2 separate regions of the Mus musculus genome follow, and region 1 is linked to region 2. A link is a loop called in an ENCODE intact Hi-C map of the cell type or tissue named here. Cell type or tissue: heart. All regions are shown on one strand. Links, peaks and the distances in the headings refer to the core of each region. The heading gives the core; the rest is flanking DNA.

Region 1 (5,312 bases), core at 220-5,219, 71 kb after region 2:
GGATTCCTTTTAGAGAAGGTAACTAAATGGCTTATGCCACCCAGAGAGGGTGCATATTTTATCAAGCACCAACACAAACAAAAGAGATTCGTATTCTCAGATGTCTCCCTTGTTCAGAGAGAGGGAAAGCAGGGAAGGAGGAGAGGGGAGATTGAAAAGAGGAAGGAGAGAGATCAAGGTAGAAATGTAGCCAGTTGCTCTGTGGCCAGAGGTGGGAAGACTGAGAACTCCCTCAGTGTGAAGGCCAGCAAAAGCAGAAGGCAATGAAGAGCCTGGGATGTAAGGGTAAGGAGTGGGCAGACAGGACAAACCCAGAGGCTGGAATGGAAGGGGAAGGAGTGGGTAGACAGGACAAACCCAGAGGCTGGGATGGAAGGGGAAGGAATGGGTGGAGACAGGGGCAATCCAGAGACTGAGACAGAGAGTAAGGAGTTGGGGGAAACAGGGCAATCCAGAGGCTGAGACAAGGGTAAGGAATAGGGGGGTGGGGGGGTGAGACTGGGACCGAAGAGCAAGGAGTGGGCAGAAACAGGGGCAATTGCCTTTCTGCTGCAAGAAAATTACATTTGGGACCAAGGAAAAGTGAGACAGTTCAGCATTGGAATTATACAACTGCTACTTACAAGCTCTGAGGCCAAGGTTATAATTTCGTGGCTCTGTAGACATCAGAGGAAGTTCTCTAAATTTACTTATTGCAATGGAATCTCAGTAGTTAAGGTAACAAAACATTTCTTTAAAAAAATTATTCCAATTCTGTATGATTCCCATTACCTGTATATTAAAGTAATCACCTTATTAATTATAAAGTTATTAAAATTTTTTTCATGTTTGTTTCTACTTTGGGGTCTCACTTGATTGCCCTTAATAGTTTTGAATTGTTGAGCAAAATTTATCTTCCTGATGGAGCCTTTTGAGTACCAGGGGTTGCAGATGGATCCACCGTGCCCACGAATAGACTTAATAAGATTTAATAGGGCTTATTCTGTATTTTTATTCTCTTTCATGTTAAAATTAAACAGAAGAACATTTAAGTTAGTTAATATCCATTAAGGCTAATATATATATATATATACATATATATATATATATTGCACAGAAGCAGGTCAAAATTACACTTGCATTTTTGCAGTTTACTTCTTCAGAAAAATACAACTTCACCTAATAGTTAATTCAACATGAAATGTCAAAGTATCTTAAATCTTCCAAATTAGTAAAGAGATTTCATGGAAGAAGTGCAGAGACGAGGGATCGAGTAGAGAATGAGGGAATGGCCAACCAATAACTGCCCCAACTAGAGACCCATCCCACGGGCAAGCACCAAACCCTGACACTATTAATGATACTCTGTTATGCTTGTAGACAAGAGCATAACTGTTCTCTGAGAGGCTTCACCCAGCAGCTGTCTGAAAGATACTCACATCCAAATATTGGATGGAGCTCAGGGACTCTTATGGAAAAGTTGGGGGAATGAATGAGGGCCCCAAAAGGGATAGGAACTCCACAAGAAGACCAACGAGTCAACTAGCCTGGACCCTTGGAGGCTCTCAGAAATGGAACCACCAACCAAAGAGCATACACACGAGCTAGACTTAGTTCCCTAGATGTGCAGCTTGGTCTTCATGTAAATCCCACAACAACTGGAGCAGGGCTGTCTCTAAAGCTGTTGCTTGTCTATGGAATACATTACACCAACTAGGCTCCCTGGTCTGGTCTCAGTGGGAGAGGATGCCTAGTCCTGAAGAGAGAGACTTGATATGCAGGGGACTGGGGGTTTGCGGGGGGGGGGGGGGGCAGGAGTCCTCCACCTTCTCAGAGAAGAGGGAGTAAAGAAAGGGACGTAAAGAAAGGGACTGTGTGTGTGTGGGGGGGGGGGTGACTGGGTGGAGCAGCGATTGGGATGTAAAGTAAATTAGAAAAATAAAAAAAGATGTTGTGGAAAAAAGCCTAAAATCCTAAAATAAAGGTAAAAATGTCCTCCACCAAATCTTTCCTTAGCCTAAACATGAGCTGAACAAGAACAACACCGAAGTGGTTGAGAGAGTCCGCCAAAGCTCCACCCTACACAAAGAACTAGAGGCAACTACGGAGAGCTGAGAGCTGAAGAGACAGTCCTCCCCAAGGATGCGCACATCAAGTCCTTATTCAATACTGAAGGGCCAACCCTGTGAACATTCACCAAAGTAACGTTATATAGATTGTGCAGGTTGCATTTAGAAAAATATATGTGTATACATATATGTATGCAATAATTTTATATAAATTAATATAAATGCATTAATTTTTTAAAAAGGCCATGTATTTAAAGAGAGCAAGGTGGGGTATATGGGACAATTTAAAGGGAGGAAAGAGAAAAACAGAAATGTAATTGTAATTATATTATAATCTCGAAACCAAGAAAGCAATAATAAAATAAAATCTTATCAGGGCTCTAGGGATAGTTTCTGAAAAGCGAGAAATGTTTCCAAGCCATGGTAAGAACATGACTAAGAAATAAAGAAACTGGGGGGCTGCTGTTGAGAAGAACCTGTTAGGCTGTGTCCCTCGGAGGTTTGGATTCAACCTTATTTCCTAGGCTGGAAACGTCCCTTAGAAAAAAGGTCTCACTGTAAGAACTGCTTCAAGTTCCAAGCCTTGGAGATGGGAAGGCTCTGACATCTATTAATGCCAAATATGCTGCCTGCTTGAATTAGTCTGCTTGTCTTCTAGAAGCCACACAGGAAAGTCCCCACACACCTGATGCTAGGAATCCAGACACCTAAGGCTATAATGATACTGGTAACAATGACTAGAACATAAAATTTCTTTACCAAATGAACAGAAGTACATTCTACTTTTTCAATAAATGGTTTGCAATTTTTAAAGAATTTTTATTAACAGAATTTGTTCAGTTTTAAAGTAAAAAAACAAAACAAAACAAAAAAAAAAACCAAAAAACAAAAATAGCACTTTTCCTAAATTGGCAGAATGTAGCCAGACCACCATAAAATTGGCCTTGGAAACAAAGAGAGCAGGACAAGGCCAGATTCCTTCCTGGCAGTACCACAGTGGCAAATGTCCCAGAAGTAAGGAGAGCTGCCAAGTGGGAAAGAGATAAAGAAAGGACTTTCCAAAAGCAGCCAGCCCAGGCACACTGACCTCCCAACAGCTGGAAGGAGACAGAAGCAACAGGCAGGTAGGTCTCTGCCTTCTTCTTTATGGCAGCCCAGTTCAGAATCACTCACTGAGTGAGCTCACAGGAAGCAGCCCGGTTTCCTGGACTGGCATTCCACATTCTATCAGCTGCAGCTGCAGCGTTTTGAACCCGGCTTCTGCTTTCCCTTTTGTGGCAGGAGTGGGGACTTACAATGGGCCAGAGAGACTTCAGCCTCAGAACCAAGGAGACCTCCCTGCTGCTGGGAGAGGGGCTCTCCCTCTGGTGAAAGGCAGTGAGGAGCCATGCCAGTTCTGATGGCCTGTGAGCTGCCATGATGACACAAAGACAGTGAGGCCGGAGCAGTCACCTGGGTGGGATGTCTGTGCCCACCCCTGTCACTCTCTTGTGTCTTGGCCTTGGCTCAACAAATATAATGACAAATGAGAGAAAGTAATTACATATAAGTGAATTACATAAAAGTGAATGGGTATGTGGGTGGAGGGAACATAAAAGAAAACAAAAAAAAATTAATTTTAAAAAATTGTTCATTGGATATTGCTATAGAAATCTAAAATCCATTTCTTCATGTGTTTAACTTCCAATAATCGAGATAACAGCACAGAGGAAGGATCGAAGGCGTTGTGGGCTCGGAGATCTAAATGATGGGCCCCGTCATGGATGTTGATAGCCACCAGGGTGTCTGTGATGTCTCTGGTTACTCCACCTCCTGACCACGGGTCTAACTCACCATTGCTGCAAGGGAGGGAAAGCAAGAAAAATGAATGTACTTTTATAGTTGCCACCTTGTGGATCCCACAAGCACTACTCATTTGAACATTATCACTTCCACTATACACTCATGTGTGTGTGCATCTTCCTCTCCCACGTAGACCTAGGAATAGCATTGCTGAGACGTGTGCTACCACTTAATTTCTTAATGAACTGCCAAACTGTTTTCCAAAGTGGCTTTGCTAGCTTACACTCACATTCCCAAATGGGATTTAGGTCTTTTTCCATTGTGGATTTGACGGTGAGATTAGAGGCGTGCTTTACCACTGGGCTATGTCAGTTTTCACTGTGGTCTTGATTTCCACATGCATACTCCCCCAGCTGATACTTATCATCTTTTCATATATTAGACCACTTGGATATAGTATTTGAATTTTTTTCTATTAAGACTATCACTTTGTTTTTTGTTGCATGGAGACAGTCTCATTGTAGGCTGGGGCAGCCTGGAACTCACTATGTAGCCATGTTCGCCTCAAACCTGGAGCAGTCCTCCTGCTGGGATCCACAGGTAAAGCCACATATCTGGCTTCTGATCTGTCTTTAACTGGATCGTGCATCTTTTTGCTTTCAAGCTTAATAATTGATTCTCACTAGGCATGGGAGTGCACACCTATAATCTCAGTACTGGAAAACTGATGTAAGAGGACCACAAATTCAAGGCCACACTTAACTTTCTATTTATTATTTTTATTTAAAAATTGTTAATTAGCATATAGAGTATTATTTTCAATAAAATTTGGCTGTGTTGATTTTCAGCCCGCTCTTCTTCCCCAGCTCTCAACACTGCCTTGTACCCTTCCATCCTTCACAGTATTCGCCTCGCTTTCTTGTCTCATGTGTCTTACCATCCACCCTCCTGTGTCCAAAGCACCTCTTCTCCCAGCTCTTGTTGACTAGGGTCATGAGGGTCAGCTATAGTAAACCAAACCAAACTAACCACCACCACCACAAAAACCCAGCTGACTATGATAGGCCCTCATTGTGGCCGATCCAGACATCTGCCTAATTATAACTACTCACTGCTTACCGCTTATCTATGGAGAGCTAGAGTCACACACACTCTGAGGCCTACTGACTCACACACCAGAAGGGTCTATGCCACAGTGACTACCTGTCAATTTGTAGCCTAGAACTTATGCATATTTTCTTTAGAGTCACAATTAAAACTCCCCATGTAACATTCATTTAGATAATATAATGGTCCTAATAAAGCTATCAGCCCATATCTCTCTCTCTCTCTCTCTCTCTCTCTCTCTCTCTCTTCCCCCCCCCCCCCCCCACTTGCCTATACTCTCTGACCTCTGAATTGTGCAGGATTCAGAGGTACTATGTATCCCCCAAGTACTAGAAGTACTAAAAATAACCTTAAAAACTTTCACATTGTGGTTAT
Region 2 (5,312 bases), core at 128-5,127:
ATGGCTGTATCATATAACTTCTTAGTAGACAAAGACTAGTATTGTCTTAACTGTAATGCCTACCCCAATAGACAGTTCTTTAATGCTGAAACAAAGCACTACCCAAACTGTTTCGATTGACAGCTCATTAGAGTGAGAACTAAAGGCTTCCACAGCAAGACCCAGATTTTTCTGGAGCCAGGGAAGAGAAACAGCAATCTCCTAGTCGAGATTTTGGCTTTGAAATGACCGTGCCCGAGTATACTTTTTTTTAAAGCATTATATGTTCCCTAAGACAGGTAAAAAGAAATTTACTGAGAAAATAAAAAAGAAACTGCGGAGGAAAAGAACTTATTTGGCAGAGAAGAAACTGTTAGTCTCCCTGTGTCCCTGAAAGACTTGAATTTGACCTTATTCCCTATCCTAGAAAAAAGCCCCTGGAAGAAAGGTCTCAGTGTAAGAACTGCCTGAAAGCTCCAAGCCTTGGAAATGGGAAGGTTCTGCCATTTATTAATGTCAAATATGTCGGCTGCATGAATTATTCTGCTTGTCTTCTGAAAGCCATACGAGAAAGTACCCACGTCTCTGCTGTTTTGTATCCTAGGGCTTAAGGCTTTAATGATGCTGATAGCAACTATTAGAAGACAAAATATTATTTAAAGACAACAAGCAATACATGCTGATCTTTGAAAAGCTTACTCATCAAATTTAAAGGTCTATTTTACTGAACTATCCACAACATCGAGCCTGTTCCCATTTAAAGTGAAAGACCAAACAGTGATTTTCTTAAGCTGGCATAATTTAAGTAAATTGCCACAAAACTGACCTTGGAAACAAAGAGAAATGGAACAGGACAAGGCCAGATTCCTTCCTGGCAGTACCATGGTGGCAAATGTCCCAGAACTAAGGAGAGCTGCCAAGTGGGAAAGAGATAAAGAAAGGACTTTCCAAAAGCAGCCAGCCCAGGCACACTGACCTCCCAACAGCTGGAGGGAGACAGAAGCAACAGGCAGGTAGGTCTCTGCCTTCTTCTTTATGGCAGCCCAGTTCAGAATCACTCACTGAGTGAGCTCACAGGAAGCAGCCCGGTTTCCGGGACTGGCATTCCACATTCTATCAGCTGCAGCTGCAGCGTTTTGAACCCGGCTTCTGCTTTCCCTTTTGTGGCAGGAGTGGGGACTTACAATGGGCCAGAGAGACTTCAGCCTCAGAACCAAGGAGACCTCCCTGCTGCTGGGAGAGGGGCTCTCCCTCTGGTGAAAGGCAGTGAGGAGCCATGCCAGATCTTATGGCCTGTGAGCTGCCATGATGACACAAAGACAGTGAGGCCGGAGCAGTCACCTGGGTGGGATGTCTGTGCCCACCCCTGTCACTCTCTTGTATCTTGGCCTTGGCCCAACAAATATAATGACAAATGAGAGAAAGTAATCACGTATAAGAAACATTTTAAAAGTGAATGGGTATGTGGGTGGAGGGAACTTAAAAGGAGAAAGCAAAAATGGTGATATTTAAAAGTCACTCAGGGCTGCCTTCTGTAGTTGCCACAGAAGTTTGAGACCCATTGCTTCATGTGTCTGATTTCCACCAAGTGAACTATCTGTAAGGACTGTGGATCTATGGGGTGCTGGATCACAGATCTAAATGATGGGCCCCCCTTGAGATGTTGACTGCCACCAGAGTATCAGAGAGACCTTCAGTATCTCCACCTCCTGACCATCGGTCTAGGTCACCATTGCTGGGAGGGAGGGAGACAAGAAAAATTAAGGTTGTGAGTTCTTTATGACCGTGTTCAAACAAAATATGAGAGGCATTCTTCATGCATAAACCTGAAAATTGAGACAGTTTGAAAGGCTGTATCTACTTTGTCACATAAGTTTCTTGATGTGTGAGTCTTGTATTATTTCCCTAAAAACAGAGAACCAAAGAAAACTGAACCTGGTGGCACAAAGCTGTAGAGGGAAAAAGGTCCAACGGTGGAGCCTGGGCTATATATAGGACCCTGAAAGTCTCACAAACACACACGGTTCTGATGCTTCTCAGTTGAGTGTCAGCCTGCAGCTCCATGCACCATTTGAAAGCTGACAGGAAATACGTCTATGTGGATTGAAAACTGAGTCATGATACTTTCTCTGGAAAGCTTGAATTCTGTTTTCAGGCTTTTGTGTCAGACTGACACAGAAGGGTATATACTTTTTGCAGTTCCTGAGACTATGTTTTTTCCAGAGTGTGGAAATACACAGAAGTGTGCTTCCCTTAACTTGAGCTTGCTATGATTTCAATTTCCATTTAGTAATTTGTACATTAATATATTTACCATCAGAAAAAAATGATTCTGAAATTTTGACATTAAATGTGCTACACAAACAACTTTTACCATAGTATCCGTTTTAGTTGTAACTTCTTTAAAGTGCCAGCCTCCTCCCTTATCAATTAGCAATCAACAATACGTGGCTCACATATACCTACAGGCCAATCTGATCAAAGCGGTTCCTCTGCTATGGTTGCCTCTTCCCTGGTGAGTAGGCTTGTATCAATCTAATAAAAATTCTCTCTCTCCCTCTCTCTCTCTCTCTCTCTCTCTCTCTCTCTCTCACACACACACACACACACACACACACACACACACACACTTCATGATGCTTCAGGTAAATTTACATTTTGGGGTTGAGCCATAAAAATGAAGAAATTGGGCTGGAGAGATGGCTCCGTGGTTAAGAGCACTGACTGCTCTTCCAGAGGCCCTGAGTTCAATTCCCAGCAACCACATGGTGGCTCACAACCATCTGTAATAGGATCCAATGCCCTCTTCTGGTGTGTCTGAAGACAGCTACAGTGTAATCATATAAATAAAATAAATAAATCTTAATTTTTAAAAAAAAAAGTGTTCCCTGAAAGTCCCGTGAGCAGAAGGCTTAGGTGGAGCCTAGTGGGAAATTCTAGATCACTGAATGTGCCTTTGAAGAGAATTATAGGTCTCTCCCCTGCCCACCCTGTGTGCACAAACATCTCCCCATGAGATAGTTTAGCGCCACCACTTACAGCCTTGCTATGGGTTCCCAAAGAGTAAGACTAACACACCATGGATTAAAATTTCTAAAAGTGAGCCTTTTCTCTCTTTAAGTTGTTTATTTCAGGCATTTTTAACAGTAATGAAAAGTTTTACAAATACCAAATACTGTTTCCAAGCCTTCCCAAATACCTTATTATCAAAATTCAACTGCTTATGTGGTTGCACTTTTTACATGGACGTCTACTCAGACATCTCAAGCCTAGCAGGTCCAAAGTGAACTCACGTTGCTCAGCCCCCACCCGCTCTTCCCTTCATTGTCTTAGTCCCCATTAATGGCAACTTTCCTAGTTGCTCCAGCCAAAGGTTTGCTTCCATTCTCTCGCCTTTGTTTACCTCCAATCTGCCAACAGACCCATCAGCCAGATCACCAAATATATCTAGAATCTGACACCTTCTCACCCACTGCCACACAGAAATCCAAGGCTCCATTATCTCTACTGTGAATTACTGATAGCCACCATGATGGACTTTCTGACTCACTCCTTTCCCTCCACAATCTAATATAATAAGACAGCCTGTTTTCTTCTCTAAACCGGAATCAGTCCATGTTACTCCTCCAGTCAAAGTTCTCTGGTTTTCCCATCTTAATCAGTGTAAAATCTCAAGAAGTTTCTAGAACCTGCAAGCATATGCATTACCCAAGCCTGTGTTGCCTCTCTGAATTCATCTGAGTCAGTGCCTCCATCACTGACCACTAAGAACATTCCAGCCACAAAGATTTCCTCCCTCTGCTGGAAGAATCTGAAGAAACTTACCTCTCTGGAGCCTATGTCCCCACTTGTGCCTCTGGAGAACTCTTCCCCACCAACCTCATGGCTGGCTCCTGGGCTTAGCCAGATGATTTTGCAAAAGCTACAACTTGGTGAAGTATTCCTGGGGTGTGTGTGTGTGTGTGTGTATGTATATATATGTAAGTATGTATGTATGTATGTGTACACATATATATGTGTGAGTGCATGTACGTGTGTGTGCACATCTATATGTGCATGTGTGTACATATGAGTAAGTATTTACATATGTGTATGTATGTGGGTATATATGTATATACTTATATATGCATGTAAGTATATGCATATATGTGAATGTATGTGTACACATATACATGTATGTGCATGAATGTATGTATATATATTTGTGTATTTACATATGTGTATGTATGTGTGTATATATGTGTATATGTGTGTATTCATGCATGCATGTGTATATGTATACATATGTGTGTTTGTATATTTTTCTTATATTCCTGATACTTTCCCTCTTTGCCACACTTCATTCACTCATGTCTGGATTATTTTCTTCCTCCTTACTATATTTGTTGATGCTGCCATTTTATTATCTGTCAAACCAGAGCCCTACAAGATTGAGGATTTGAGGTTTGTTCTGTTCTGACTCTAGTTTCAAGAACCAGGTATGGCTCATAGTCGAAGACAAAAAACACTTACAGAAATTAAGTATCAGATTGTCTGTTGTCTCACACCAGATGTCCCCATGGGATCTCTGGGGAAATGTTTGTAGGTTAATGAACACATAAGCTCTTCAGTGCTTGCTGACATGGAAGAACAGAGTCCATATGAATAACTAATAGAAATGCACAGCCTGGCTTTCTGCTGAATGCAGTAGCAGGGAAAACATCACTGTAAGTTTTAAATCTTTACTAAGGTACCTATCTTCTGGGAACATTAATTCCCGTGCATACCTTAGAAAAGAAATTGTTTAAAAAGTCTCTCTCACACAGATTTTAAGAGGCCGAAGTTGACTAATTCACATGGAAAAGGGCACAGTCTGTAACATAGCACAAAAGTGTTCCCTTCTTCCCATCATTATCACGGGGAAGCAGGGGTAGTGGCACTGCCTTCAGGAGGGAAGCAAATCATGAAAACAGATTCAAAACGGCTTCTCATAAACATTTAATCAGAATACTAATTCTATCAGCCTTTTCTAGATAAACTTACTCACAAATTAAATTAGAAAATAAGCATTTAGGCATGCTGTTTGAAATACAACTTTAAATTCCCTTTTTATCATATGCTACTCTGACATTAAAAAAAAATGCTTCGAAGTAACTTACTAATATCATTCTTGGGGGTAAAAATGTTACTCCCAAAGCACACTTTACTGGTTTTGTTAAAAATAAAGGTTGGCTTTTCTTGAGAGAACAAATAGCCTTTATCTTTGCTCCAGTCTGACAGACTTAAACCAGACAGGAAACCCTCTATTATTTGCAAAACAACAAAGTCCCTGCAGCCCAGTGAGGAGCAAACTG

What was found. Hi-C counts contacts between places; a loop is a spot of excess contacts. Peaks named below come from ENCODE experiments on the same cell type or tissue, not always from the same donor. Only the 100,000 strongest peaks of a DNase experiment are listed, where the experiment ranks them.
Region 1: it touches region 2 in a loop (23-fold over the local background); 3 of 42 quality-filtered maps call a loop at or near these places.

Annotation. Positions count from the first base shown.
Region 1 is chr7:92,931,546-92,936,857 of GRCm38, reverse strand. It overlaps Prcp (prolylcarboxypeptidase (angiotensinase C)), which reads right to left. Exons shown (of 9, transcript NM_028243.3): 9 at 2,277-3,886. The coding sequence ends at 3,679. Among named protein-coding and RNA genes, the nearest start is that of Gm40448, 57 kb to the right of the region's middle. In heart, for the core only: no CTCF peak of the experiment used is centred there; a DNase peak (open chromatin) is centred at 3,077.
Region 2 is chr7:93,002,712-93,008,023 of GRCm38, reverse strand. It overlaps the pseudogene Gm31663. Among named protein-coding and RNA genes, the nearest start is that of Fam181b, 75 kb to the left of the region's middle. In heart, for the core only: a CTCF peak has its summit at 967; a DNase peak (open chromatin) is centred at 963.